5 separate regions of the Homo sapiens genome follow, and regions 2, 3, 4 and 5 are each linked to region 1. The links are chromatin loops, found by intact Hi-C in ENCODE. Cell type or tissue: GM12878. All regions are shown on one strand. Links, peaks and the distances in the headings refer to the core of each region. The heading gives the core; the rest is flanking DNA. Region 1 has its middle 20 kb from the start of DHRS7. Region 2 overlaps RTN1 (reticulon 1). Region 3 overlaps RTN1 (reticulon 1). Region 4 has its middle 4.4 kb from the start of LINC02322. Region 5 overlaps LRRC9 (leucine rich repeat containing 9).

Region 1 (6,162 bases), core at 721-5,720:
CAGAGAGAGGTTGGTTAACAGACACAAAATTACAGCTAGATAGGAGGAATAAATTATCGTGCTCTATAGTACTATAAGAACTATATTCTGAATATGGTTAATAATAATGTATTAATTATTCAAAAAACTAAAAGAGAGGATTTTGAATATTCCCCACACAAAAAATGATAAATGTTTGAGGTGATGGATATATTAATTACCCTGATTTGATCATTGCACATTGCATACATGTATTGAAATATTATTCTGTATCCCATAAATATGTACAATTACTACATGTCAGCTAAAAAGGAAAAATATTTGTGTAAGTTCCTGCTTTCAGTTCTTTTGGGTATAGATCCAGAAGTGTAATTACTGGATTATATTATAATTCTATGCTTAACTTTTTAAAGAACTGCTATGTTGTATTTCACAGTGGCTGTATCATTTTACAGCCCCATGAACAACACATAAGGGTTTCAATTTCTCTACATTACTAGCCACACTTGTTATTTTCTAGTTTTTGATAGTAACCATCCTAATGGATGTAAGATGGTATCTCATTATGGTTTTGATTTGCATTTTCCTAATAATTAGTGATGTTGAGCATCTTTTCATGTGTTTATTGCCCATTTCTACATCTGCTTTGAAGAAATGCTGTATCAAGCCCTTTGCCTATATTTGAGCTGTTTTATGTGTGTGCTGTTGTTGTTGTTGTTTTGCTATTGTGAAGTTATAAGAATTCTTTATATATTTTGAATATTAATCCATTATCAGATATATGATTTGCAAATATTTTCTTCCATTTGCTGGTTACATTTTTACTCTGTTTGATAGCTTACCACTTTAGTTCCCTTTTTCTTCATTCAGTATTCACTTTTGGAGATGTAAATTTTTTTGTCTGTTTTACAGAATTCTCACAAACTTGATTCTGAGAGTTTTTGCTTCAGTTTTTGATTTTTCTGTGGAGAGACATGCTCTGGGAGCTACCTACTCTACCATTTTTGCTGACATTACTCTAGCTGCCTTTTTCTGTAAATAAAGTTTTATAGGAACACATTTTTGCCCACTCATTGTTATACTGTCCATGGCTGCTGTGTTAGGTATCTCCTGACATGGATCCCTCTCCCTTAATATTCACGTCCTTATGCAATTCTCCTGTTTCAATGGGGGCTGGATCTAGTCACTTGCTTCTAACAAATACAATAGAGCAAAAGTGATGGGAAACTGGATATGGTTGCATGCATCTGTAGTCCCAGCTACTGAGGAGGCTGAGGTGGGAGGATTTCTTGAGTCAGGTAGTTCAAGGCTATAGTGCACTATGATAACACCACTGAATAGCCACTACACTTCAGCCTGGGAAACATAACAAGACCCCATCTCGGGGAAAAAAATGATGGGGTGTCATTTCTGTGGTTCAATTTGAAAAGACTGTGACCTCCTCTTGCTATTATTCTCTCACTCTCGCCTTCTCAGCTTGCAAGCATGGATGCAGCAAGCTGCCATGTGTGCAAGGCCCACAGGCAAGGAACTGAAAGTGGCCTCTACTAACAAGGAATCAAGGCTCTCACTCAAACACTCTATGAATCCAATCAACAACCACATAAGTGAGCTTCAAATCAGATCTTTTCCCAGTTGAGCCTTCTTAAGAGACCATACGGCTGGCCTACACCTTGATTATAGCCTTGTGAGAGACCATGAAGCAGAGAACCCTGCTAGTTTATGCCAGGATTTTGAACCACAGAAACTGAGATAATAAATGTGTGCTATTTTATGCCACCAAACTTTGGGTAAATTGTTACAAGGTATAGACAACTGATACAGCTGTTTTTGCATGACAACACTAGAGTTGATTATTGTTACAGGGACCATATGATTCATAAAGAATAATATATTTACTATCTGGCTTTTTACAGAAAAAGTTCTGTGTGAGAATGCAAGCAAGGAGGCTGGCAGGTATAGTCTTCCATGACTCAGAAAGGAGGGAAGAACCAGCTCCACGAGCACTAGTAACTAGATGAGCTACATGAGCACTAGACAATTACTGCCCTCTGATGTCCTGATGTACATCAAATGTCTATTTTGAACTCAAACTGCTTTCTTGGTATGACATCAGAACTTCTTCTTAAGTGTATAAAAGTTGAAGGCTCAGGAGAGCCAGTGATATATGTGTTCTCCCACACCACTCACAATCTGGTCCCCTTTATTTCCTGGAAAGTCCTGCAAAGGCTTTGGAATGAGACTACTTCAGTGATTCTGATGAGGAGTAAGACTTGGAAATTACCACTTTAAACTTCCCCAGAAAATCTCTTTTACAGAATTAATGTGCTTAACATACTGGTTCACAGAATAAGTGCTTCTTAAAGCAAAAGGGAATTTACCCTCTATCTGGGCCAAATGTGTCATTTTCTAGGTGAGAAAAATGAGGCTCGGAGAGCTTAAAAGGCTTTCTAAAGGCCACAGAGCCCCAGGTTTAAAGGAAAAGTGAAAGCAGATTCATTAATTCTCACCCCAGGGCATTTAAAAACTATTATTTAATTCAGTCTTTGAGCAAATTATCACAAGATCTGATTCAATTAAATGTGAATTTATATGATTTTACTGCATTAAGAATCATCTGATCTGCATGTTGGTTGAACAATTTACGTCAAGAAAAGTCTTTTATTACTTAATTTGCATTTTCTACCGAAGGCACCCATAAATAAGTCAGCATCGCCCTCTACTGGATGATTTGTATTTGTTACTCATTCGTTGCATCCAACATGATTTATGTAGAATTTTGGATATTTTTTCTTAATTTCAATGAAAGGTACATGAAAACCAGGACATTCCAGCTGTTTGGATATTCCCCTATGCCTATTAATCTGGTTGGATAACATTTTCCTCTTCCAAAAGAGGCCTTGATTTTCTAGTTTTGAGAATTATAAGTTTAAACAATGAATTCCAACATGTTAACAAAGAAGGAAAAGACAGAGTCAGAGAAACCAAGAGATGCAGATAGAGATGAGGAAAAGCTAGAGAGAGAGATATTAGAAGAGAGGGACAATTCTGGTCAGAGTGAAAGCAGACTGTTTTTCTACTTTGGCAGCTTCAAAAATAAACTCAAATAAATGCTTTCTTTGTGGCATCACTAGCTGCAGTTTTTATAATGCATATGCTAGTTCTAGCTCATGGAATAAACTTTTTATCTTCTTGAGACCACATTTAAGCTGTGAGCTGGGTTGACTACAATGATCGGTTCTTCTGCCTGTGAAAATGGTATGCTCCTATCAAAGCAGATTAAATTGTGGTTGGTTGGGAGTCAGCCAGCAAACTGTTAATAGCATTAAAACTGACTGAATTGCGGCTTAAATTTCGACATATAAGGTAAGAAAAAATAAACAGTAATAAAAAGATACCACTGCACACTTAGCTCTCACATTACAAAAAAAGAAGAATAACAAGTATAAATTAAATCATGTGATGTAAATTACTATAACAAGAACATCTAGTCGCAGTTGCAACAAGGCAAATGCAAATGCAAATGAGTGAGTCATCATTTCTGGGTTAAGCATCTGCAACCCAGACTCTTCAGCCCCGACCTCTATCATCTAGCCCAGAAACAGCTTCAGATCCTGGAAAGAATATGGGCTTTGGCATAGACACACCTGCATTCAAATTGCAGCTCTGCCACTGTGTGGCCTTGAGAAAAGCCTTGCTTTCCTTATCTGTAAGGTGGAGGTAATTGTATATAATTCATACAGTTTGGGAGAAATTAAATGAAATAAAGCATAGAAATCACTTAATACAGTATCTGCCATATATGGCTACTACACAACTCCAGGTGACACACACAGGCCATCATTTCCAAGCAACACATCCAAAACTCTCTCTCTCTCTACCTCTTCGTCCCTAATTACTACCCCCACTATTCACATGGTTGTCCAAGCCATAAGTTTGAGCACCACCCCAGATTCCATGTTCCTGCTCACCTCCATATATGCTTGCAAAACTTCTACTCTGTCTTCAAGACAGTTCAGGTGTCACCTCTCCTGGGAAGAATCTGGATTTCTTTGCCCCTCACAGACTAAGTTCTTGTTCTACTCCCATGTTCCCAAGCGCCCCATATATATGTCTATTAGACAGCTAGTTATACCATATTGTTGTGACTTGTTTCTCTTTCCCACTGGGCTGTAAGTACTTTTAGAACAGAGAATTATATATGATTCAAAGTTTTATCCCTAAGTTATATCAATGTACCTGCCACATGAAAATGCTGGAAAACATTTGTAGTATAAATGAATCAATGACCACATAAACGTGTTGGAGTTTCTTTTGTTTTATTTTAGCTATATGTATGTATTTGTTATTTATTTTTTAGAGACAGGGTCTTGCTGTGTCGCTGGGCTGGAGTGCAGTGGCCTCATCATAATTCACTGCAGCCTGGATCTCCTAGGCTCAAGCCATTCTCCCAGGTCAGCCTTCCCAGTAGCTGGGACTATAGGAGTATGTTACTACCCCCTGCTAATTATGTAAATTATATTTTTTGTAGCAACAGGATCTCATTACATTGCCCAGGCTGGTCTCAAACTCCTGGCCTCCAATCCTCCTACTTCGGCTTCTCAAAGCACTGGCATTACAGGCGTGTGTCATGGTGCCTGGCTTGGAGTTTCTTAAATGTTCATCTCATCCCTTTCCTCTATAGATTCTGAACCAATTGAACAACAGTCAGGAGTGATGTGAAGAATGCTACATGGGCTAGGTGAGATGGCTCACACCTGTAATCCCAGCACTTTGGGAGGTTGAGGTGGGAGGATCACTTGAGGTCAGGAGTTCGAGACCAGCCTGGCCAACATGGTGAAACCCCGCCTCTACTAAAAATACAAAAATTAGCTGGGCTTGGTGGCAGGCACCTGTAATCCCACCTACTCGGGAGGCTGAGGCACAAGAATCACTTGAACCTAGGAGGAGGCGGTTGCAGTCAGCTGGGAGCACACCACTGCACTCCAGCCTGGGTGATAGAGCAAGACTCCGTCTCAAAAAAAAAAAAAAAAAAAAAGAATGCTACATGGACCGGACCTTCAGGCAAGACCAGGCTTCCTATTCCTTCCCCCAGGTTTAGATTTCTTGACCCTGTAAATCAGCTAAGATTTGCTCAACAGCCGCATTCCCACTGGGGAAACAGCTACCTGCCCCATACCTACCAGCACGGAGTGAAAAACAAGCCTGCCTCTGGAAGCTTGTCATTGGACCTTGATCCAGCTGTGATTACCCCATAGAATCAGGAACAGAGGAAAAAAGATGCCCTTTGCAGGCAGGGCAGTTCTGAAAATGAGAATGCTTACATCAGTGCGGGTTGCTCCCTGCACAGGGTGCCAGCCAAGGAGCAGGTGGGGATTGAAATCCAGTCCACATTTCACTAGCCAAGCTATACTCACTGGTTTGAATCCATGTTACATAAAGATACCATCCGTCCATCAAGCCTTGTGGACAGAGGGCTGTGTCCACCCAGAGGGAGCACTTTTGTGTCATCTGTACAAAAGCTCCATGTGAACTCATGGGGTTCTTTTCCCCAAATCTCACCAATCAAATGAATCTTTTCTACTCCCTTGTAGAGGAACATCATAGATGGAAGTAAGGCCAGAACTTCCCTTCCGAATACTTGCAAAAGAACCTAAGTTTTATTTTTATGAGCTAGGAAAGGAAGGGAAGAGTTCTACCTAAGACAGATAAGCAGGGAGAAGAGAATTGGCGTTAATTGAACACATACTGTATGCCGGGCATTGGAGAGCATGTGATATGGATAAGCCATTTCATATTATTTGACCAAGTGTGTTAAGATTGATACTTCAGATGAGCGTCTTGAAGATTACATTAAAGAAGACCACACATCCAAAAGTGATGACACTTGAATCCAAAGTCCATCATCTACTACCACTCTGTGGTACTTTGTACTCTTTCAACAAAAAGTCCTACTGGCAGTGACTATTCTTTAAGATTTCCAGGAGCTGAGGAGCATGGCGCTGAACAATACAGACACAACTGTTATCCCATGATCTGCAATGAGAAACACAAGCCAGGCAGGATCAAGTTTTTAGACAGGTGTGTTCCAAAAGTTCACTTCAAGACTAATGCTTAGCAAATATTTTTTCTAAGTTATAAATAAAGATTACTTTCCTGAGTTAGCTCAAAAAATTGTTTTTA
Region 2 (6,162 bases), core at 668-5,667, 550 kb before region 1:
CTCCTGAGGGATGCTGCAAAACCCTGCAGGTTAAATTAAACGCGCCTTCTTCAGAACCATCTTTGTTAAATATGAAAAGACACTACCTCCGACAAACACCCAAGTTACTACACACAATTCATTCTTGCAAATTATCTTTCTCCTCATACTCTGTAACTGCAAGGTGAATTTTAATGTAACAAAGGAGAGATGGATGTGTGAAGTGTGAGGCTGAATAAAAATGGCTGAAAAGCAATCCAAGCGAGGCTGGAGGGTAGCCACACCCAGTGCTAATATGGACTATTCCAAAATAAATCTGTTATACCAAGGGCCACGGGCACTGTTTCGTTCTTTCCCTCCATTTATTTCACAGATACCTATTATTAATAAATAGTAGTCACAGGTTACTCCAATGACAGAAAAAAACCCCAAATATTTCAAAGTGAACCATCCTAATATGTGGCTACGCCATCATATTTTCAGGATTTCGAGAGCTAGTCTGCATCTCCACTCTCCTTTGTGTGACCACAAATAACAACCCTGAAATGGGTGTGTCCCTCTTAAAAGGATGCACTCCAGCCCTCTCAGTTAATGGTTCTGCCAGGAGATTTCAACCTTTGGGCAGAAATAAATGCACTGGGATGCATGGAACAATAAGAAAGCACTTTAACTCCGGGGATGAGAAAACATTAAACAAGTACTGAATGATGCACAGATCCCAAAAGAACTCCCGGAGGAGGCGATTGATGCATTATTTAAAATACCAGCATTACAACAAGAAAACAAAGGGGTGGGGGTGGGGTTAAAAAAAAAAAGAAAAAAACAACAACCAAGCACCATCCATTTTGATTCTTGAAATAAGAGGTTTACTACCCCCCAACACAAAGCTCTGGGGTATAAAGCATGCACAGGTCCCACAGGTGAAATGATGCACAATGGACGAGTCCAGGTCCCGGGTTTCCCGTGCGCCTCAGGCATGCACTACTGAAATAAAGAGAATACCCTGACTTTTCCAGTTGCTCCACACACAGTCCATCTTGGTGGAATCGGCAGTGGCCTGCATCGTGCGGGCTTTGGGGGCTCGCCGTGGCTCTCCTCGGGGGCGCCGAGCGTGCACTCAAGCGTTGGTGCCCGGCTGCTGCGGCTGGGCTCGCAGTGGCCGCGCGGCTGCGGAGAGACTGAGGCTGCACCAGGCGGCGCGCGGTGAGGGGCGGGAGCGTCGCTGGCGCCGCAGTCTGCGCGGCCGGCAGCGAATCAGCGCGGCGCGGCCCCGGAGCCGCCTGCGCGCATGGGGATGCGGGCGCCGCTCCACGCGACAGCGTTGGCTGGGCTGCCCAAGGGTGCTACCCTGGAGACGGGTAAAGCGGTTCTGGCCGCGAAGGCGCTGACGCGGACAGTGGGTGGGAGGTTTGGGAGGAGGGGAAAAAGGGCTGACGGTGGGGGTGAGAGGAGGAGGACTTGGGCTGTTCCTGGGAGTTCTTGACTCCCAGAATATGCGAGGTGCATATTCTAGAAATTTCTGAGAAACCCAAGAAACCTGCTGGACAAGACCAAGTCAACGGCATCATAAATGTCAGGCTTGCAGCATAATGTTCCCTAATTGTTGCCACCGTTTACCTTTCACTTCTCCCTCTAACTCTTAAAAATCTGAACTCGATGAATTTTAATTGCCCAGAATCTTCTGAAGAATTGCCAGATTCTCTCCTTTTGGAATATTCCACAGATATCCAAAACCTTTGTTGGCAAGCAACAATCACTGGAGAGAAAGCCTACTGCTCTGTCCCAGAGGGCTTGTGTATTTCTTGGGTTACCCCTCTCTGTTTGTGGGTTGAAGGAATCCATGTCAGAATGCGGTGCCTGTAGACCCCAGACCAAAGCCCTTGGACTCTGGTACGTGGAGTCATTGGTCAATGCAGTGACAATCCAAGGGTGTCATTTGTGGGGACGTTCAAACAGAACTCAGGGAAGCAAAGGGCATTCTGTCTCAACAGTGTCATCTTTGGGATTGACCACTGGGGGGCAATGGAGGTGGGTGGTGTGTATTTGGGAGATAAGACTTTTGGCTTCCAAGCCCAGGTAGTTAAGGATGTCAGGAGTCCACAGTTAAAATGCAAATGTCTAAGGAAGGAACAGAACAATGGGTGGTGACCTGCTTTTTAAATCTTACCATAAACTACTTTATCAGAACATACATCAAGACCCTGAAGGAATGGATGGGATAAATGTATTTTGATGAAGAAAAGGTAGAAATAGGAAAGAGAAAGGACTGGAATGTGGGCATTGTCTGGAAAAGAAGGTACTGTTGGAAGGGGTCCCTAGAGGAGACAAGACACTGCATGAGGACAGAGAATGCCCTGGAGACCACGGGAGCATACAGAAGAGTTCAGAGGGAGCAGGAACAAACTTTCCACTTCATCTTGTGGCATGGCCTTATCCATTACAGGGTCTTTTTCATAGAGAAGTGGAGCCTTCCCGATTCTTCTACAGTTGCCAGAGGTGTTCTTTCCCAGATCAAAATCTACATTTGCATACCCCACACCAGCATGGGCCTAAGGACAGTAATCTCAAGGTTATGCTTGTAGACATGATTTATCATCTTTCATTTTAATGAAGCATATACACTTTAAAATACGATCTTTGGGATCATGTGTATTCTTTTCAGAATACAAGCTTGTGGAGAAACCAGCTGGGCCTCTCTGCGTATCTTTGTAACATATCTGAAATTATTCTTGATAAAGCTTAATGGGGTGTCAGAGCTCCCACAGGGCTGATGGGAAGGAACAACAATGACCACATTATTACAAAGCACTTTTCACAATGACCTACTCTAAGGTTATTCTTGATTATTTTTTCTATTTGTATTCCCTACCTTTCCTCCCTCCTCCCAATTTTTTTCATTGCCACGTCATTTTTGGGAATTCTGTCAGTTAAATACTGAAAAGACTGGTATATGATGATAGCCTGATCAGCACCGACTTCTCACTGCATGATATGAGGACAAGACTGAGAAGAAAGGAGAGGGTAAGGCAGGGGTTGCCTGGTGGGCTTTTGCTGCCCTGGCTGCTTTTCAGTTGGAGGGAGATCTTTAGAGCTGTGGCCACTAGGAGGCACTGCCAGTCCAATGATAGCCCCAGTTATCATTCCCTAAGTCCAGAAGGTGCCAGCAGGTACCTTTACTGATGAGTATTGTGTCCACCACATTACGGGAAACAGCGTGTACTGCCAATCTGACAGTCTGTATAGTGTGTATGGTGAATACACAATGTTCCCAATAAGGAACAGGGAGAAGCAAGCTCTCTTTAAAGTGGAGGATACATTAGGTCAGACTTTCTGGGCCAGGCGTTTTCATTGACCATAAAGTTGACCTTGGGGCCAGGCGCGGTGGTTCACTCCTGTAATCCTAGCATTTTGGAAGGCCGAGGTGAGTGGATCACTTGAGCCAGGAGCTCAAGACCAGCCTGGGCAACATGGTGAAACCCCATCTCTAAAAAAAATACAAAAAAAAAATTTTTTCCGGGCATGGTGGCATGCACCTGTACTCCTAGCTACTTGGGAGGCTGAAGTGGGAAGATCACTTGAACCCAGGGAGATCGAGGCTGCAGTGAGTTGTGATCGCACCACTGCACTCCAGCCTGGGTGACATAGTGAGACCCCGTCTAAAAGCTGACCTTGGAATGTCAGCTTGGCTGAAAGATCACATTATTTTCATTCATACTAAGTGTGGAGAGAGATGTTGGATGGCACACAAAAATCCACTCTAACAGTTTGATAGTTGAAGGTTGAGGAAGTAAGATGGCTATTTCACAGACAGATTCACACTAGTGAAGTAAAAATTGGCGGGCTTTAGCTTAATGTGTAGGTGGTAAGAGAAACATAAATGAACTTATTCACGGAAAACTAGGAATCACCTGTATTGTAAAAGTTAGCTACATGGCCTTCAGCAAGTCATTTATCATCTCTGGACCTCTCATAATTATAATACAAATAAATGGAAGCTTTAGGTGTTTGTCATTATGAAATAATAAGAATTTATTTCCCATAAACATCGTAAATGGGTGCTTTCTTTGCACAACTGCTCACACAGTATTAATTGAAAGCTCTTGCCAAGATCAAAACGATAAAATGGGTAGAGAAGATATGTAAATTTTCCTTAAGTGGTGAAAGAAAACAGAAAGCAAAATAAAGCTTGCTAAAAGTAGGCAGGAACTGCCACTATCTTTAAACCAGTAGAGAACAGACGGGCTTTATCTGCAGCCAGCTTAGAACTTGGTTAAGGTGCTTGCCAGGAGAGGAAGTGATTTCTTTACTTTTCAGGATTAAATCATGCATTAGGCAGTCTGTTCTCAGGAAAAGCAAAATAGTCAAGTTTTGTAATCTCATCCCAGGTCAAGATTAATATTGAAGGCTAGCATTCCCAGAGTGGCTTTATTGTGTCTGTCTCCTCTGGCACCAGAATTTTACTGATGGGAATCAGTGGCATCTGCATTGATACATTTATTCAACAAATATTTATTGAGTACCTGCTGTGTGCTGGACACTGTTCTAGGCATAAAGCAGAGTTCCTACTTTATACGCTGGTGTTTATGTGTGGGCAAATAATAACCAAAAAGGTAAATATATAATATTCATTTGTAGACAAGTGTATGGGAAAAATAAAGCACATAAAAGAGGACAGAGTGGAGGTGAGGTGAAAATTTGCTATTTTATAAGGAGGGTCAGCAAAGGCCCGGAGCAGACACCTAAAGGAGCAGGAGAATGCCATTAAGATATATGGGAGAAGAACATTCACAGATGCACTGCGTTTTCATGACAGAATGTAATAATTGGTACACTATATAAGCATCTTCATTTTTTTCTTGTTCTGAGAAATATAGCAATTGGAATAAAAGGCACAGAACCAAAAATATACTTCATTATGATCAAAGAACACTGAGAACTCTATGCCATATGGAATAAGGAAATTTTAAAAGGCAACCAGTTTGGCACATAACCCACTGTAGCAGAATAATGCATGAATATGGAGTTTCAAACAATAGATTAGCACATGTTATTTGCCAGGTGCTTCTTCATGTGGTATACATTTAGTTGTTACAAGATCCCTATGAGTTAGTGTTTACCCTTATTTCTTGATTCATTTATTCATTTGATCTACAAATATTTATAGAGCCCATACTAAGGACCTGTCTCCATAAATACAAAGGGAGCTGCCCACTGGGAACTCGAGTCCAGAGGGGGAAAATTTTACACATAAATAGATAAATGCAATAACTAACAGACCTATGAGCAGGAAAGAGTGGGTACACAAACAGAGAGTGGCTAGGGAGAAGAACAGGTTTCAGGAAAGGCTTTAGAGGGTAGGTAAAGTTGAGCTGAGTTATGAACAAGAAATAGCATCACCAGTTTGAGTCATGGGGATTTCCTGGCAGACAGAAATGGAATTAATGGGAAACTTAATTACAGAAATGTGCAGGGGCTAGATCATGCCAGTCCTGAGTAGTAATACTGGCAGTAAATGAGGGAGACACTGAAGGGTTTTGAGAAGTGGACTAACACGGGAACTTGAATAATTTATCCAAATTTGCAGTTTTCCAGAAATGATAAATTCTAGGGTTATGACAGTCAATCAGCCCTTAGCAAGACAAGTAATAAATCAATACCCCGACCCACATTATAGTGAACATGTAAGGCATCGCAGACAAGGAGAAAATCTTAAAAGCAAGCATAAATCAAAGGCAGATTACCTCAGAGAAACTGTTAGACCAACAGCAGTCTTTAATAGAACCAGAATCTAATAGTTTGAGAAAATAACATCTTCAAAGTAGCAAACGAATGTAATCATCATCTTGAATTCTATACCCAGCAAGACTAACAGACCTTTTCAAATATGTAATCAATGAGAAAATTTACTAATTGCAGACCCTGAAGAAAAATCTACCAAAGGTGACACTTTAGGAAGAAAAAAATTGAACCTTAGAAATGAATTGCATGAAAAAAATGCTGGACATAAAAATTATTAAAGGCCAGCTTGAGGATTTATAAAAGAAAGGTAAAATTAAAACAGGAGACAAAAACAGAACATAAGGTGGAAGGGAGTGGGAAGAGTAAAAGCATTCTACAGTCCTTTCATTGTTTAGGAGGAAAATAGAAGTACCAGCTGTAGACTTTGGCAACTCATATTTGTGT
Region 3 (6,162 bases), core at 610-5,609, 470 kb before region 1:
CCTGGCCGCAGACTGGTACTGGTCCGTGGTCTGTTAGGAACTGGGCCACACAGCAGGAGGGGAGCGGCAGGTGAGTGAGCATTTCTTCCTGAGCTCTACCTCCTGTCCAATCAGCAGTGACACTAGGAGATTAGATTCTCATAGGAGCGTGAACCTTATTGTAAACTGCACAAGCAAGGGATCTAGGCTGTATGCTCCTTATGAGACTCTAATGCCTGATGCTTTGAGGTGGAACAGTTTCATCCTGAAACCATCCCACCCTCCCACCTTCCCATGGAAAAACTGTCTTCCATGAAACTTGTCCCTGGTACCAAAAGGGTTGGGGACTACTGATATAAACTACAGGGGCAAATATATACAGTGGGAGAGACAAAACTTAATAGTTCAGGTGAATGACCTTATGTCTCATCCCAGAGGCAAATCAGTTCCAATTTGACAGAGGAACAGTAAGGCTGGAACCTCAAAAGTGTCTCTTTCTCAGAGAACTTTGCCCTCAGGCTCTAGGTTTGGCTCTGAGACTTTCCTCATCAACAAGTCCCTTTATGTTTTTAGCCAGAGTAGTGGGCCCTGAGGAAAAGATGTCTCCATAAGAACTAAAATGTAAATCATAACAGGACTTATAAATCATTCAAAGCCAAGATTTTTGGCTTTAGAACTATAGCATGTCTTGGTGAAATATATAAAAACTTCTCCAAATTTCAGGATTCTGTTTTCAGAGGACTAAGAAAGGGCATTACAAATCTGGACCTTAGGCTGGGTGCTGTGGCTCACGCCTGTAATCCCAGCACTTTGGGAGGCAGAGGCAGGTGGATCACTTGAGGTCAGGAGTTCGAGACCAGCCTGGCCAAAATGGTGAAACCCCATCTCTACTAATAATACAAAAATTAGCCAGGCATGGTGGTGGGCACCTGTAATCCTAGCTACTTGGGAGGCTGAGGCAAGAGAATTGCTTGAACCTGGGTGGTGGAGGTTGCAGTGAGCCGACATCGCACCACTGCACTCCAGCCTGGGCAACAGAGTGAGACTCCATCTCAAAAAAAAAAAAAAATGTGGACCTAACAAAGAGAGAAGGAAGAAAATAAAAGGAACAAATTGACAATTAGACTATTTTACTTATATCCAAACTTTCTAGAATCATTTATTTATGATTTTCTTTATTTTCAACATTTAAGAAAACCATGATTCTATGTAAAAAAGATTCAAGTATAAATTGGCTAAGCTAAAGAAAATAATTACATGCTTTCCAAGTGATTGGACTGAATTTCCGGCTTACAGACCATGCTAACACTTGAACTAGCTGCCTATATTATATAGCATTATAAAACTATTTACATCTATATACATTTTTGATATTAAATCTTAAATCTCCAAATTCTAAAGCAACTTGCCATAGAGAACATTTAGCTTTGCTTGTAAGCAGGCCAATTACCTGGAAATCAATTTAGTTGGAAAAAGACACTGGCTGAAAATGAGTAGATCTTATTTTAAATCCTGGTTCTTCTACCCATGAGAAATAATCTAGAACAACAAACTGTACCTCAACCCTTGACTTCAATTTGAAATGAAGATGTTGACCCAAAACTCCAATTAGTAGGAAAGCACAGTTCATAAATTCTACATGGTATTATATTTTATGTTTTGGTAGAGGCCAAATGGTCTAGCCTTACAACTAATTCTGCTGAAAACTAAGTTACCCATTTGGAAATATTTTTTGGAACTCTGTCTTTGTGCTTGTTTCAAGGAAAATTCGGAGGGTAATTTAAATAATCAATCACCACAGAAACAGTACAGCGATGTGAACATTGTAAATTCATTTAAAGACATATCTTCTTATATCATAATCCAAGAAATCTTATTGTAAAGTTCAAATTGTGGTGGTGTGAGTGAGAAGAAGTAGAGGTTGACCTGTAATCCCAGCACTTTGGGAGGCCAAAGCGGGTGGATCACGAGGTCAGGAGATCAAGACTATCCTGGCTAACACGGTGAAATCCCATCCCTACTAAAAAAATACAAAAAAAAAAAAAAATTAGCCAGGCGTGGTGGTGGACGCCTGTAGTCCCAGCTACTCGGGAGGCTGAGGCAGGAGAATGGCGTGAACCCAGGAGGCGGAGCTTGAAGTGAGCTGAGATCATGCCACTACACTCCAGCCTGGGCAACAGAGCGAGACTCCATCTCAACAAACAAACAAACAAACAAAAAAAAAAAAAAAAAGAAGTAGAGGTTGAATATTTTCATGGCAACCACTGGATGGCAATAGACATTAACAGTGAGTGGGGATAATCAATACAAAAGCATCTTTCTGCTTTACTTGATTTTCTTTGCGTTTTCAGAAGTAGAATCAAACTGAGCTCCTAGAGATGTTAGGGAGAGGTAAACAAGAGTGAATTTGGAAGTGAAAGAATTAGGTTTTGGGGCACATACTCTGCTTTTGCAAGTGCTTTGTAGGCAGATAAATCTCCCAAGATTTCAGTGCTCAGCCAAGAGTTGTAAGAAAATGAAGTGCCTGCCAGAAGGGAAGAGTTAAGCCAGAATGTTATATTTACCAGAATATGCAACTTTGAACTGGATTACTATTAGTGGTAGTGAAATGTTTGATCTTGTGTAATAAAGTCATGCCGGTTACTCTTGATTGTGAGTGGAAGACTACAACTCAACCCCACTCCTCTCCCTCTCCTGCTACAAATTTTCCAGGCTATGAACAGAGATCACCCAGAGGACTCCTCTCACCCAGGAGGCCCCAAACTACTGAAACAATGAATGGTTAGCTCCTCTGTGTCGCCACCATATACTGTTGGGGCCTTTGTTCTAGTGGCATTGTGGGGTGGAGAGATGTTAGGTAGCATCCCCTGGATGAGCTGGCAAGACCAGGCTGTGTTTACATGATCTCCCCTTCACTCTCCCATACGGAGGTGGAAGTCTCGAAGTAAACAGTATACATTTCACTTTAAATTCTACTTACCCACAAGAACCATTTAAACTAACATCTAAGCCCAAACAGAAAATCCAACTGGCCTTGGAAAAAGTTGGGTTACTGGAGGAAAAACCTGCCAAAGATTACTCTGAGGACGTTGAGAGATCAGCCCCGACATAGTCCCTAGAGTAATGATTCTCAAGTTCTCTGCCTACAATTAACTGCGGAGCTACTTAATGAAGCAGATGCATTAGCCCCTTCCTAGGAAATCCTGGGGTGAGCCCGGGAATTCTGTATTTCAACAAACTGCTTCCGATATAAATGGTCTACCAACTACCCTTTGAGAAACACTATCTAGAAAAACTGATCAGTTCCACTGAGCCCCTAATCTGCTCTTCCTGCCATTCACACCCACTTCCACAAGGAAAGAGAAAAGTCCTGGATCAATGCTTTGCCTGGCCAAGAGGACCACCATTTCAACCTAGGTCACTTAAAATCCAGGAGTGCCATTACAGAGACGGGGCGGACTCAGGAATCTCTGAGTAAATCACCAATAGAGACCATGGCCGACTGCAGTCTTGAGCTGAAGTAACCAGACTGAGTGATGTGCTTGCCTCAACTTGAAGCCCCAGTTTGAGTATCTACTTTAAAGCTGCCTTCGCTCTAACTTTAGCCTCTGACTTTTCCTTGCCTGTTAGTAAAATTTTGATTCACATTTGGGATGTTCTTTAGACTTTCTGAAGCTTTTGTGATTTCTTGGCCCTAGGCAAGCATGTATCTAACTCTAAATAACCAACTTGCTTGACCATAATCCCTACCTATCTCACTAAGGGTCTTATTTAACCTCCACAAGTGCCATATTGGACCATTCCAGCTCCAGTGTCAGCCACCCAAACATCACCATCACCTAAATATATTAAACCCGTTGCTTGGCCAGGAAAATATGCTAGATACAGTGCTCAAATAGGGAGATCATTTCAGTGCTATCATAATCCAAATGGATGAGTTTTTCCAAAAGCAGACACACAAAAAAACGAGTTCAATGACTAATGAAGCAGCATCAAAGTTTGGGGTATTTTTCCCCATTGTAAATATTTTTGCATCTCTTTGTAATCATTGTGTTGACAAAAACTGAAATATAATTTGAGGGGTATTGGGGATAAAGTCACCCCTACCACAAATCCAAAGCATCGGTAGGTCCTATTAAGTCCATCTCCAAAGCATATCTCAAATCCATCCATTCCTCTCATCTCCAATGCTACCACCTCTCCAAGCCATTGCCATCTCATGCCTGCAAGAGCTTCCTAATTTGTCTTCCTGCTTCCATGCTTGCTTGTCCTCCTTCAACTCTTTCTCCCTACAGCAGCCAATGTGACCTCTAAAGAATGCAAAGGAGGTCATGTCACTTTCTAGTTTAAAAATCTTTCTGAGGCTTCTTAGAATGCTTAGGAAAGACCAAGCTCAGCACCATGATGTGTGCATGGAAGGGCACTGCCAATCTTCCACCTCTATTTCTTGCCATTCTTCCCCTTGCCTACCACATTCTAGCAACATCAACTTGTTTCCCATGTATAGAATATCCCTAGAACTTTCCTGTCTCTGGCCTTTGCATTTTATATTGTCTGGAACTTGCTTTAACCAGCTCTTGCCACAGTTGACTTCTCAGTTTCCTCCTTCTCAGAGGCCTTCTCTGACCTTCCTAAGTGCCACCCACCACCAGGTAGTCTCTTACACATCACTCTGTTGATTTTCTTCTTAATGTCTACTCCCTCTTCCACCAGAATGTAAGCCCCATGAGGGGTGGATTCAAGTCTGCTTTGGTAACCACTACATTGCTAGTGTCAGGCACATCCTATGCCATATTGGTTGAATCAAAGGAAAGATGGATGTATGAATAGGTGGGACTGGCATAACCTTGAGTGAAATTTATGTATTGTATTTTTGTATTGCAGGAGTGTTTTGTGGGGTCACAAAGATAGAATCTAGAAGTGCAGAAACTATGTCTATGAGGATCCCACCCAGACTTCAGAGGGAAGTAGGGTTAGTATTTGAGACTAGAGAATCTCCTTGACCTCATGTTGCCTCTGAGAATTAGAAGTATCTGAATTATGTCTTCCAAACTCCATTATTATAAGTTAGGTTGATCTATGTGAGGAACAGAGGAGAAAAAAGCCTGGATAGGGAATTAGGATTGCCATTTATTAATAAATAGGATCATTATTTCTTGGAGGCATAAAAATGTTTGCTGCCTGGGAGCTCTCCCTCTACAGGCAAGTTTAAGGTTGACTCGATTCCATTTCAGGAGCTGATCAATGCCCTACTGCATGCCCAAACCAAATTTACTAGGAGGGTTTATTGTGTCCCAAAGATTTGGTATTAAAAGTATTACCAAGGTACAATAACCATTTTAGATCTTTACACACATCTTGGAATTGAAGTGGCAAGAATAACTGTCCCTAGAAATAATAAGTGCTGGAGCCACCAAGATTTGCAGCAATTCTATCCAAGGCTGAGAAGGAAACCCCACCACTCAGTGAAGCCACCATTTTAAAAAAAAAACATAGATCGATATGCAATTGGAACACTGCTAACTCTGTGACAGCTTCAGAAAGAAAAGCCATGAATTCAGCTGGCTGCTGGCAGCCTCATCCAGGGTTGCCTAGACCAGAAGAGCTCCTTCTATCACTGGGCAAAGTCTCATAAAAGTAGCTTAGTTGCTTTCAATAGTCTAAGGTGGGCTGGTTGCAGTGGCTCACGCTAGTAATTCCAGCATTTTGAGAGGCCAAGGCAGGCAGATCACTTGAGGCCAGGAGTTCAAGACCAGCCTGGCCAACACAGCAAAACCCTGTCTCTACCAAAAAATACAAAAATTAGCCAGGCATGGTGGTGCATGCCTGTAGTCCCAACTACTCAGTAGGCTGAAGCAGGAGAATTGCTTGAACCTGGGAGTGGAGGTTTCGGTGAGCTGAGATCGCGCCACTGCACTCCAGCCTGAGTGACAGAGTAAGACCCTATCTCAAAAAAAAAAAAAAAAATACTCTAAGGTGGAAAATCGATGTCTCCATCTAAGTATTTCCATGGCATAGCACATACCAACACAGGAGTCACACTTTATCCAGCAGTTACTGGTCCATCTTGTTGAAAGCTGACAAAGAACAGCAGCTTCAGTGGAGGGGCATAGAGCTCAAGTGGAATCTAACACCTGTATTGTGAAAGAAAGAGACTTTCCAAGAATCTTTATAGCCCGGTAT
Region 4 (6,162 bases), core at 321-5,320, 140 kb after region 1:
TATTGCAAGGATTAAATGAGATAGTACATGTAAAGCCTTTTCATTTAGGCTAACTATAAATATTACTGTGGACATTTTCAAGTTTAAACATTTTTAAATTTTGCTTTACCGACTTGTGCCATCATGTTGACAGCTGAATGGAATCTCTTGACAAAGTGGCTGGTTCTCACTATCTCCAGAATTCAGAGAAACATCTAGGTTCTGAGCTGGCTCAGCTTTGGACCAAATGTTACTAGCATAGATATAGCAGCTCTTACACCCCAGCTGCCACTGCACTTGATCATCTGCCCCATTACACATATGACAACTCTGTTTACTACTAAAGCTATCTTGAAGAAATGGAATTGTGAGAATAGGGATGGTAATGTTGTCCAGAAAAAGTTCTCTCTTTTAAGTTCTCCTATAAATACTTTCCAATTCAAGGAGATACTGTTCATTGTTAAATGTTTTCATCCAAAGCAGTGTTCCTCACCCTGGCTTCCGGTTTGCTTTTTCTTTTTCTTTTCTTTTCTCTCTTTTCTTTTCTTCTGTCTCTTTTCTTTTCTGTCCTTTCTTTCTTTTTTCTTTTCTTTTCCTTTCTTTCTTTCTTTTATTCTTTCTTTCCTTCTTTCTTTCTTTTTTCTTTCTTCCTGCCTTCCTGCCTGCCTTCTTTCCTTCCTTCCTTTCCTTCTTTTCTTTTCTTTTTTGACAGCATCTAACTCTGTTACCCAGGCTGGAGCGCAGTGGTGCATAGCTCACTGCAGCTGCAGTCTCAAACTGCTGGGCTCAAGTGATCCTCCTGGCTCAGCCTCCCAAGTAGCTGGGACTACAGGTGCACACCACCACACCTGGCTAATTTAAACTTTTTTTTTTTTTTTTTTTTAAAGACATGAGGTCTTGCTATGATTCCCAGGCTGGTCTCAAATGCCTGTCCTCAAGAATCCTCCCACTTTGGCCTCCCAAAGTGCTGAGATTATAAGCATGAGCCACTGCACCCGCACTTGGCTTGGTTTTCTTTTCATTGGCTTATGTGGTGGTTGGAGTTATCTCTTTTGCATGTTGACAGGTGTCATAAAGCCATAGGAGACTTTGAGATGGCCTGAAAATAAGATCATGGATTTTTCCTGGCAGAGAGTTTAGTTTACTTTCAAACCCCGCTAGCCTTTGCTACTCAAAGCCTGGTTCATAAAACCAGGGCTTTGACTTCACTTAGATGCTTCTTAGAATTGCAGAATCTCTTGCCCCACAGTCTTGCTCTCTCAGGCTGGAGTACAGTAGCACAATCTCAGCTCACTGCAACTTCCACCTCCTGAATTCAGGTGATTCTGGTGTCTCAGCCTCCCAAGTAGCTGGGATTATAGGCATGCACCATCATACCCAGCTACTTTTTGTATTTTTAGTAGAGACAGGTTTTTGCCATGTTGTCCAGGCTGATCTCAGACTCCTGGCCTCAAGTGATCTGCCCATCTTGGCCTCCCAGAATGCTTGGATTACAGGTGTGAGCCACTGCACCGGCCACAATCTGCATTTTAACAAACTTCCCAGGTGGTGCCAATGACATTAAAGTTGCAGCAGCACTGCTCAGGAGCTGTGCATTGGAATCACCTGGAGTACTTGAAAAACTATTGATGCTCAGGTCCCAACCACAAAGACTCCCCCAACTTAACTGGCATTGGGGTTTTAAAAAATTTCTCCAGGTCATTGTAACTAATGCACAAGGTGAGAACTTGTGCTCAAGAGACATTCTTTCTTCTTCCTCCACTTATTTCTACAATTGCTTTTCTCTTAAAGTAAAAATCTCAAGCTACAGTCAAAGTTCATTTCATGTCCATTTTATAGATAATGCCACACAATGTGAAGATTCATTCTGAATTTAAAAAATAACCTTTACAAATATCTTCTGAACCTTTGCCAAGGTCCCCACATCCCTCTTTTATTGTGAGGTCCAGAACTAGACACAGTCCTCCAGTACAGCCCTCAACATCACTGAACAGCAGCACAAGGGATGTTTGTATTCTTCTGAATGAAAGGTACTGTTATAAAGAAAGTCAGAACATTCGAAGGGGGTGGGGGCGGCTTTGATGGCCAAGCAAAAGATTTCCTCATGCCTACACTCAGTCTGGGAGTGAATGAGCCAGTTACATAAGGAGAAAATCCTCCTTCCTAGTGTTGAGCTTTCCTAATTGGAGGACTAAATGTGTCATTATTTAACTAAATAATTAATAAGCTTTCTTGTAATTCATGGATGACTAAACAGATAAACTCACCTGTACCAAACTTTCAGAGAGAGTTCCACTGATTTAATAAATTTGGTTCATGTCATCAGCATAAAAGTCATCTGAACCTTGAGCCTCAAAGACCAGTGACCTCCAAACTTGACAACTCAACTTATAAGAATCAACTCGGCTGCTTACTAAACATATATAGATGTCTGAGCAAAGGTATTTGTGGTTTTTAAAAAACTACATCAATTCTTCTCAAACTTTAATGGGGGTGGTGATGTGGTGAGGGCAGGTCTTGTAAAAAATTTAGACTCCCATCAACAGGTCTGAGTAGGGCCTGAGATTCTGCATTCCTAACGATCTCAAAAGTGATACCGTGCCGCTACTTCATGGACCACACTTTTAGTGGCAAGGCCCTAGACAATTTTGATAATCAGCCAGTTTGGGAACCAGAACTTGAGGCATCATAAATGTTACCTGAAATATGAAAAAGCTAATCTCCGCCTCAATGTTTATCAGCAGCTCAGGGTGCATCAGTGAGTGTTACACAGACGGATACAAAATGTGGGTGGGCAAATTTAATTTCAAACGGTGGAAGAAACCTTATTGAGAATGTTTAATTATGTTCATGCTCCGCTAATACGAGAATAGAGTGGACTCTTAAGTTCCTTTATTTCTCTAGTGATCTATTCTTTAGAGTTCACCAGCAAACACAAAGGCGGGAGGAACCGTTACTTTAAATTCATATTATTTTAGCTGATGTATCTGGAGCACAGTGATAAATTAATCATGACGTCTGGTCTGATTCACAATCATGTTCTAGCCTAATTTACACTTTGCATTTGCAGAACTGAAATGCGATGCATTAAAATGGTCACACACCACGGATTTTTCTCCTCGCTGCACCCATGGAGGGAGGCGCTGTCTCCGCCTTTTCCTGTAAGCACCTGCCCGGGGCCCAAGCCCACAGTGGATGGCTCGTCCAGCTCAGAGAGCGCCCAGGACGCAGTGAGGAAGCAGAATTGGGCGCTCAAGACTCAGACCCGGACTGATGAGCTAAGACTGCTTGCAAGAGGGAGTGGGAGTCGTTAAAAAAATATCCTCGTGGCTTAATGACCAAGGCGGGTTTATTCTCAAGGAAGGGGGAGCGGCGTGGTGGTGTTACTAAACATAACAGATGGCAGCTGTCTGCGGCTATATAGGGCGCGCTGACAAATCCCTCTGGATGGCCACGCGGCGCTGGGCTGCGGGGCCTGGGTGCACTTCGCGCCTGGCTCGGAGGGCGCCGCCTGCGGGAGGACCTCCGGGAGCCGAGCTGCCTCCCCGCAAACCCGGCCCGGGCCCACGCGGGCTCAGGGCGCCAGGCGGGGTGCGCCGAGGTGCAGCTCCCCGGCCCTAGGCTTCGCTGGGGTGGGGGTCGAGGCCTCTCCGCGGGTGGCTCCCTCCACCCTGCCGCCCCGCCTCGCGGCTGGGAGTTGCCCGGGAGCTGTGAATTCACTAGACCAGCATTCACCCAGGGCCTGCGGGGGCTGTGAAAGGATGGGAGGACTCGGCTCCCCAACCCACCTTTACAAAGCCGAAGTGTGGCTGGTGAGGTACCCGACACGCACACACTGCACCGTGATACTGAACCATGCCTGAGTGTGCATTTTGTGCGAAATGGGTCTTAGCCATGATTTCCATGTGGTGAACATCTTTTCCAAACCCCGGATTGAAACACGATTATCAGGTCAATAACATTTTTTCTATGATTTGGAGATTGATTCAGATGGGCAAAATCTTACAAAGTTAATAATCTTATAAAAATCTTACATAATAATCTTAAGTCGCTTTTAGAGAGACATTTAAAAAATATGTCTATTGAAAATAATAAAATTCAGTGAAATTGGACAGGACTGTGGCAGTTGGGGAAGCTTCCTGGAAGATCGGGCAGAAAGAGAGCTTGCCAGTTTGGGCTTGGGATGGGCAAAAACAGAGGGGATTGAGAGTTCTGGGGACTCAATAACGTACATCACTGTGATTTTCAAGCGGCAAATTTCTTTAGAAAGGTAAGGCCAGACAGACTAATGGGAACTGTCCAAGGAGAGGGAACAGAGGAACCCTCTGCACTTTTGGGGCTATGGTCTCTGAAATCGGCTGCAAGGACCACCACCTAGGGGTCGTGTGGTGCATGTCATGTGCTTGGCTTTCTGCAGCAGTGTTGGAGAGTTCCATGGGAAAAGCCTCCTCTCCCCACCCCTCATCATCTCCTCGACCCCTTTCTCAACAAATGTCAGGGACTAAGGCTTCCTTATTTTCTCCTCAATCACCTTGCAGTGCTTTTCACTGAAGGTGAGAAAGGTTGAGGTTCATTCATTCATTTAACAAATGTTTAAGAGCCTTCTATGTGCTAAGCCCAGGTGCTTGGAACCTGAACAAAACAGGTAAGAATCCCTGCCTGCGTGGAGTTTGCAAGAAGCAAGCTACATGGATAAAATCTGTGGACAGTGTCAGCCTGACAATGGGCTGCCTTTGTTTCCTGTAAATAGAATTATTCCTTTTGACTTAACAAGAATTCTGACACACTGAGGGTCCTCCATACATGTGAAGCTATCATTGTGATTATTCAGTAATTGCCAAGAAAAAGGCATACCTGATGGAGGAACCCTTATGTTTGAAAGAATAGAATAAAGTTTTAATTCCTTTTTTATGCATTTATCTGGTGGAGGGTGCTTTGGCCACATGCGAACCTTTCCCCAGTAACGTGGGTTTGTGTAAAGTAGGAGTTTGACTGTGAGGCATTAAGAAACATGGACTTCCTGTCTCCATTTCTGGGAACCCTTAGGTCACATGGAAAATGCAGGGCCTCTGGTACTCAACTTCCCTGGGACCATGTTCTGTTAACCCTACCACCTTTTAAATTCTCCCTCACCCTCATCATGTCCTCACTTCCCTCCTTACACAGCTTCAATTCTGTGGCCAGGTTTTGGAATGATTCCCTTATCTCTGCCACAGGATCCAAGAGCTATGTTTCAATGATTTCCAAAGCCTGAAAGTCATTGTATATCCACCTTAGATAAGCCAGAAGAAACTAACCTACCTTTCAAATTTATTTGCTTTTGGCTACAGCAATAGTAATTTATTATGGTACAGTGGGTAAGTATTTTACCAATTGCTTATTAAGGCTGGAGTGCAATGTCGTGATTACTGCAAACTCCACCTCCTGGGCTCAAGCAATTCTCCTGCCTCAGTCTCCTGAGTAGCTGGGATTACAGGCCTCTGCTACCACGCCTGGCTAATTTTTGTATTTTTAGTAGAGACAGCGTTTCACCATGTTGGCCAGGCTGGTCTGGAACTCCTGACCTCAAGTGATCTGCCCCCTCTCAGGCTCCCAAAGTGCTGGGATTACAGGTGTGAGCCACCACACCCAACTACATTAAGGAGTATTTGGAAGTTCATACAAGAATGCCACATAAGGCCACAATGAATAGTAGGTGTAGTTGACTGTTCTGTCTCTCACATAGACATACAAGCTCACAAATTGACACTCGTGCTTAAGTCAATGAACTCTATTATAAACTCATGTGCACTCATTTTACAAACATGGATTTTTGCATTCTCTTTTAAGCCATCTGTTGCCTATGTAGGATCCTGGTTTTTAAAAATCTCTCATATCATTTTTACAGTGTACAGTTATGGTTGTGTTTACACTTACTCAAGATGATTTAGGGTAGTAAGCATATGGATGAACTTTAAAACTTTTAAATTGTTATGCATATATTTTAAAACATATTTGAAAAAATATGTAGTTTATCAGACTATCATTTCACAGAAAGTAGGATGCAAGCAAGTTTTTAAAAATGGGTTAATAAAAACATGAAGTCACATTGTACTGAGATACAACAAAAATAACACAAGGAATAACAATAATAAATAATAAAATTAATAATAAAAATTAAAAATATCCTAAGTGGTAAGGGAT
Region 5 (6,162 bases), core at 820-5,819, 120 kb before region 1:
CAGCCACCCCGGCCTTCAGCAGCCACCATCCTGACTGGTCAGCAGCCAACAACACTGAGACAAGACCCTCCAACAGCAAAAAGATTACAACTCGCTGAACATTCACATGATCATTAGCATTTTTTAGCAATAAAGTATTTTTAAATTAAGGTATGTACATTGTTTTTTTAAACATAATGCTACTGCACACTTAATAGACTACACTATAGTTGTAAACATAACTTTTATATGTCCTGGGAAACCAAAAAATGTGTGTGACTCACTTTATTGCAATGGTCTGGGACCACACCCACAATATTTCAAGGTATGCCTGTTAGTTTCTTCAAGATTTGTTATGCGCTGAAAAAGTCCTACAATCTCTTTCCTATTTTTTGACTGTGCTGCCCCACCTTTTAAAAGTATAATCACTTTATCTGTACATTTATTACAGCATGCAGGTTTGGATATTTATATGTTTAAAACATTATCTAGGAAAAATCAAACTGATTCACTAGCTCACAGAAATTTAAGCCACATCAAGTGCTAAAAATACATTATAATTCTATATTTTTATTTGAAATTTTAAATTCACTTTATGAAACATGTATTGCATACATTCCGCTGAAGGACAACCAAACTATATTGCTTAATGCTTATGTTAATTAATGTTTCTCATTGTTTCATAATTTTAATTTTTCAAATTTCTAATTTCTAATTTCAGACAAAAAAAACAAGAATGCTGGGATTCTGACAAATAATCCTCGGAGCATCCATGCAGAAATAGCTTTTCGGCAACTCAGAGGGATAAGTATCTCTCCATCTCTTTTATCACATCAGAATATTGCATCTCCTACTGCACAAATATACCAGAGCAACCAAGATAAGAGAAGGTAAAGCTATTTTCTCTGTGTTTTAATATCATTTCTCATCATTAAAAAAGTACTCTCCATATTTGCTAGTCATGTATAACAGGAAATATTGTTATGTACTATTATATATTTACTCTGGGAACTAGAAAAAACTGTCAGATAGCATAAGACTTCTTAATTCCCACGTTCACCAAACCTTTCCCAAAGTCCAGTGTATTTACATAGTAATTCAAAAAGGCTGAGAAATGGCTATCAAGGTCAAATAATTCAGAGTACTAGTGCTCACTAGTGAGGGAACAATGAAATAGCTACATGGGAACTACTTTAATTGTATCCTCTACCAACTCACTCTACTCACTGAATTTGCAAAGCAGTTCACTTATACTGTAAACAGCAGATAAATTCAACTTTCTGAAACCGTGAAGGCTAAGAATTTTGTAAATTCTTCCGAATTTTCTTTAAAATTCCTACTTGCCTCCTTCTCCAGTCTGAATCTAGCCCTAGAGCCTAGCTCAAAGCCTAAGAACATTGCTAGTTCTCATTAAGAATACACTCTTCTGCTCAACACTTGACTTCTTAGATTCCCAAGTATTACCTGTCCCCCATCTTCCTGGCATCCCTGCTCCTGCTCATCTGTTAAAATGACCTACCTCAGCAGCAGATCTAGCTTAGGCTTGGCTCTTGCTGCACTGACTCCTCCTGCTTTAATCAGCCATGTCCCACTGAGTCCACAGTATTTTTTTTTTTTTTGAGACAGAGTTTCACTCTTGTTGCCCAGGTTAGAGTACAGTGGCACAATCTTGGCTCACTGCAACCTCCACCTCTTGGGTTCAAGCAATTCTCCTGCCTCAGCCTCTCGAGTAGCTGGGATTACTACGGGCATGCGCCACCATGCCCGGCCAATTTTTTTATTTTTAGTAAAGGCAGGGTTTCACCATGTTGGCCAGGCTGGTCTTGAACTCCTGACCTCAGGTGATCCACCTGCCTCAGCCTCCCAAAGTGCTCGGATTACAGGTGTGAGCCACCAATGGGATAATTTTGTCTTTTTGAAATTGCGCACATCTAAAATACAGAAATTATTTATTGCAGAATTACCTTAAGTTAGCTGATCCATTACAAAATTAAGTCACCACTATTTGACTAATTAAATCTTATTTCTTACAGAATTTTTGGGAGCAACTTTCCAAGATCAAATCGAATGTAACTGCCTAAAGAGAAATGAGCATACACCAAGAAACTCACCTGTTTAGTAGTTGTACAAAAACTAGCGGACAGTGGTCAGTTAAAAAAAAAAAAAAAAGATAATCATGTTACTTAAGTTACTGAAGCACTTCAGTTCCATATGAAGATAATCTATTACCCTTCATGAACTTGATTTAATATCACCTCTCTTAAACTTTCTTTATGGTTATCTTTAGTTATTTGTTTGAATTTCTATATCATAAAAATCATCAACTATTACATCAGACTACAATTTGAAAAGACAAAAGTGACATGAAACAAAGTCCAGAGAACTGAATGCTTAGTTCTAGTATTAGAAACATTTAGTCATGAAATGTCATTATGAAAAGTCATAGGAAGATATTGAGAAAAGATAACTTTAGGAAATAGGCATACTTTCATTTGTAGAGTATCTATTCATTTGAGATTACACAAAACTACAGCACATTTCTTACCAAACACAACTATTACTAAAGCAAGATGAGTTTTGCTAGTTGAACTACAGATTGGTTTTTAGGACTGTATTTTTTTAAAAAATACCCTCAAACCAGATCGGCCCTCAAAATTGTTTAGAGATGCAAATTGTGGGCATCAATAGTAGTTTCTAAATGTGGCTAACCGTGGGTGCAACCAGTCCTTCATGCTCTAAGAATAAAAAAAGCGTCCGATTTCAAATACAAATCATTTAATTACACCTACAGTGATACAAGTTTACAAGTAGTTTCAGGCTGAAGAGAACATGTATTCAAACTGAGTGGACACATTTAAAAATATGACCTTCAATAATTATACTTCACTGAACTTTTCTAAACTATTACATTGCATAGTACTAGGACGTATCACAGATTAATCAAATGTGGTTATGAATTTGCTTGTTACAGTTACTAAAATTGATAACCAAATTGCCAATCATATTTTGATATAAATGAGCTCCATCATTCATGAAGTATTCTATTCAAAATTTTAAAGTTATTGGCTCAACAGTACACATAGTTTCATAATATTTTATACTTTCCTTACACGAAAATAAATTATTTTAACTAAAATATGTAGACTTTATAATCTGTCTGGAAATAGTTTTAAAGGTACTTTGGAAATGATATAATTCCAATGTCTATGCAACAATTTTGTATTTTTCTTTTTAAATGCTGTATGTCTTTACTTTAATCATGTAATATTTAAAAGTTCAAACCTAATTACAGATTGATTTTGCTCTTTGTAATGTGTGGTTTTTAAACAACTATTACATTTAGGTGGAAATAGGATCTTTTGTTTAAAAACAACTATGCAGTTCTTAAGATGTCCAGAAGATGTCTTTGTTGCCCTTTAGTTTTGACAACTGCTTTCATTATAGTGTTGTGACAGTCTACTCTTCACTATTTATTACTAAATTGGCATCATCTTCTTTTTTTCTTTTATGATTATGTATAAATTAAATGCTGAATATATGTTACTTTTATAATAAAAAGTGTCTTAAAATAACAAAGTGGGAAAATAAATGTAATAGGTTTCACTGGAGAAAAATGTTCAGAATAGAAATATATAAAGCAGAAAAAACATAACTTACACTGTATTCACTTAGCATTTTGGCATATTTTCTTTTAGCCATTTTTCCTATGGACTTTTAATACATTTGAGATCTTCATGTGATTTTTATGTACACATTGTTAAATTTTGAGCTATTTATAATTCTTAAAAATTGTTAATTAAATGTCATCTGAGCCGGGCGCAGTGGCTCACATCTGTAATCCCAGCACTTTGGGAGGCCAAGGCAGGCAGATCACAAGGTCAGAAGTTCGAGACCAGCCTGGCCAATATGGTGAAACCCCATCTCTACTAAAAATACAAAAATTAGCCAGGCGTGGTGGTGTGCTCCTGTAGTCCCAGCTACTAGGGAGGCTGAGGCAGACAAATTGAGCAAGACTCCATCTCAAAAAAAAATTTTTTTTTCATCTAAATTTCTGAGTAGCTGGAATTACACCACCACGCCAGGTGCAGTGGTTCACGCCTGTAATCCCAGAACTTTAGGCGGCCAAGGTGGGCAGATCACCTGAGGTCAGGAGTTCAAGACCAGCCTGGCCAACAAGGCAAAGCCCCATCCCTACTAAAAATACAAAAATTAACTGGGAATGGTGGCGTACACCTGTAATCTCAGCTACTCAGGAGGCTAAGGCAGGAGAATCGCTTGAACCAGGGAGGCAGAGGTTGCAGTGAGCTGAGATGGCACCACTGCACTCCAGCCTGGGTGACAGAGTGAGACTCCCTCTCAAAAAAAAAAAAAAAAAAACTGTAAAAGAGAGTAAACTATTTATTCATCAAGGTATTTCACTTAGATAAAATGTATAATTTATCCAGTAAAGTTATTATGTCTTTGCTCCCAGCAAATGTCTTGATTTATTTTGCAAGCAAATGTATGATTATATAACTTGTTTTCATTAAAGACAATTCCACAAACAACCTGGTAAGCTAGAAATTAAGGCACTTTATAGATTAGAAGCCTCCAAAGCTGAACCGAATACAGGCAGTGTGAAATTAGTCTGATTTCTATATATAAAATTAACTGCGATTAATTGTCCAATACAAACTTTACTATTTACTTCCATTTTTAAAAAAATTTTTGTAGAGATGGAGTCTCACTATATTGCCCAGGCTGGTCTCAAACTCCTGGCTTCATGTAATCCTCCTGCCTCGGCTCCCGCAACGTGCTGGGATTATAGGCATGAGCCACCATGCCTGGCCATTTACTTCTAATTTTTCTAGTCTTAGATTTTTCTGACTATTGACACAAAATTAACTGATTGTGAATATATTTTTGCCTAGAATATCTAGTGTGCACTATGTATGTGTGTTTGCAGGCACTCCTGACTAGTTTACAAATAACCCTTATATTTAAGTAACATGCCATTTCACTCTTCATAAGCTATCTTACATTATGAAAAGTGTTTAATGTTTTAAAACATTAGATCTCACTCTTAGTCATGCTCTAGGCTCTTGGCTTCAATTAAATATTACTTACATAAAGGGAGGTAAGATTATTATAATATTCTATTAGTAGAAGCAAGCACTTACGGCCAAATTCCTTTGGTTATTCAGTGAAGCTAACCAAATCATTTTGGTTATGGGCTAGAAACCGGCTGGTTTTTCTGATGCCTTACTATAAAACTTAGAGCTTCTGGACCACCTGCAAGTGCTAACTATGTGTTCATTTTTCTACATTTTCCTCCCTTCTCCATTATTGAAGTATTTTTGAAGAAAAACCTACGCTGAACTGCAATTTAAATTCTCAGTTGCCTTTTAGAACTAGGTCAGTAAGAAATACCACAGCTATTTTATTAGTAATATTATTTCTGCAAGTTTTTACTTTACAAATATGTAAATTATACCATTCTACTGTTACTGTTTTTCTTTCCATTGTGAATAAAATTGTTTTGTAAACTACTCAAAAGACATTTCTCAGACTTAATTTACGCATTTTTATCTTAAGATTTTTGTTTTGGTAATGATTTTTCCTTAAAATTAAGCTAAAATGAATGATTTAATAGCAAAGACATACAATGTTGTAATATAAAAATAGAATAGCACATTCAAAGGAACTTAGAAGTAGCTTTGAAGGTATTAGTTAGCTGAAGTCAAATTATTTATCTTTTATATTTTATTAAGCACTACCTTAACTATATGCTCTTTTAGGTAAATCAAAAAGTCAGTTTATCAACATTGTCATTTTCCATATAAGATTCCAAAGATTCTGAAATGCTAAATTTTAAATTAGAACAGATTTTTTCTAATATCATTAAAAATAACAGTATTTCTATATGCTCTAAATAAAAATCCATTGAGATAACATAGTTTGTTTTTTCAAAATAGTTACATTTTGATCAAACATTAAAATAGAAAGGGATGCGAAGAATTTTTAACAAATAGCATTCTATATTTTCATTTGGTTTTTAATTTTATAATTGTAATTAACTTCTAAATGTTTAAAAATATTTTATACCAGCAGTTAATTTTAAACATTATAAATAGGAAAAGAATTAGTGATAATCTTACTATTTTTGTAAACCACAAAAATAACAATGACTATAGTTTAAATAGA

The links. A loop is a pair of places that touch in the nucleus more often than their neighbours do. Peaks named below come from ENCODE experiments on the same cell type or tissue, not always from the same donor. Only the 100,000 strongest peaks of a DNase experiment are listed, where the experiment ranks them.
Region 2: a loop joins it to region 1, with 12 times the contacts of the local background. A loop is called at or near these places in 17 of 110 quality-filtered maps.
Region 3: it touches region 1 in a loop (7-fold over the local background); 4 of 110 quality-filtered maps call a loop at or near these places.
Region 4: a loop joins it to region 1, with 4 times the contacts of the local background. A loop is called at or near these places in 34 of 110 quality-filtered maps.
Region 5: a loop joins it to region 1, with 9 times the contacts of the local background. A loop is called at or near these places in 97 of 110 quality-filtered maps.

Annotation. Positions count from the first base shown.
Region 1 is chr14:60,181,829-60,187,990 of GRCh38, forward strand. No RefSeq gene overlaps it. Among named protein-coding and RNA genes, the nearest start is that of DHRS7, 20 kb to the left of the region's middle. In GM12878, for the core only: CTCF peaks have their summits at 2,030 (motif pointing left) and 2,700 (motif pointing left); a DNase peak (open chromatin) is centred at 2,669; H3K4me3 peaks cover 553 bases; H3K27ac peaks cover 1,186 bases.
Region 2 is chr14:59,629,465-59,635,626 of GRCh38, forward strand. The region is part of intron 3 of RTN1 (reticulon 1); the gene reads right to left. Among named protein-coding and RNA genes, the nearest start is that of MIR5586, 14 kb to the right of the region's middle. In GM12878, for the core only: CTCF peaks have their summits at 1,995 (motif pointing right) and 3,080 (motif pointing right); no DNase peak of the experiment used is centred there; H3K27me3 peaks cover 513 bases.
Region 3 is chr14:59,714,793-59,720,954 of GRCh38, forward strand. All of the region lies in intron 3 of RTN1 (reticulon 1), which reads right to left. Among named protein-coding and RNA genes, the nearest start is that of MIR5586, 71 kb to the left of the region's middle. In GM12878, for the core only: no CTCF peak of the experiment used is centred there; no DNase peak of the experiment used is centred there.
Region 4 is chr14:60,324,467-60,330,628 of GRCh38, forward strand. No RefSeq gene overlaps it. Among named protein-coding and RNA genes, the nearest start is that of LINC02322, 4.4 kb to the left of the region's middle. RefSeq lists an enhancer at 3,283-3,342 and a silencer at 3,453-3,762. In GM12878, for the core only: CTCF peaks have their summits at 3,108, 3,483 and 4,363 (motif pointing left); a DNase peak (open chromatin) is centred at 3,105; H3K4me3 peaks cover 1,026 bases; H3K27ac peaks cover 827 bases.
Region 5 is chr14:60,061,311-60,067,472 of GRCh38, forward strand. It overlaps LRRC9 (leucine rich repeat containing 9), which reads left to right. Exons shown (of 33, transcript NM_001395648.1): 32 at 701-869; 33 at 2,013-5,507. The coding sequence ends at 2,052. The region is part of intron 1 of PCNX4-DT (PCNX4 divergent transcript); the gene reads right to left. Among named protein-coding and RNA genes, the nearest start is that of PCNX4-DT, 27 kb to the right of the region's middle. In GM12878, for the core only: a CTCF peak has its summit at 3,381; a DNase peak (open chromatin) is centred at 3,397.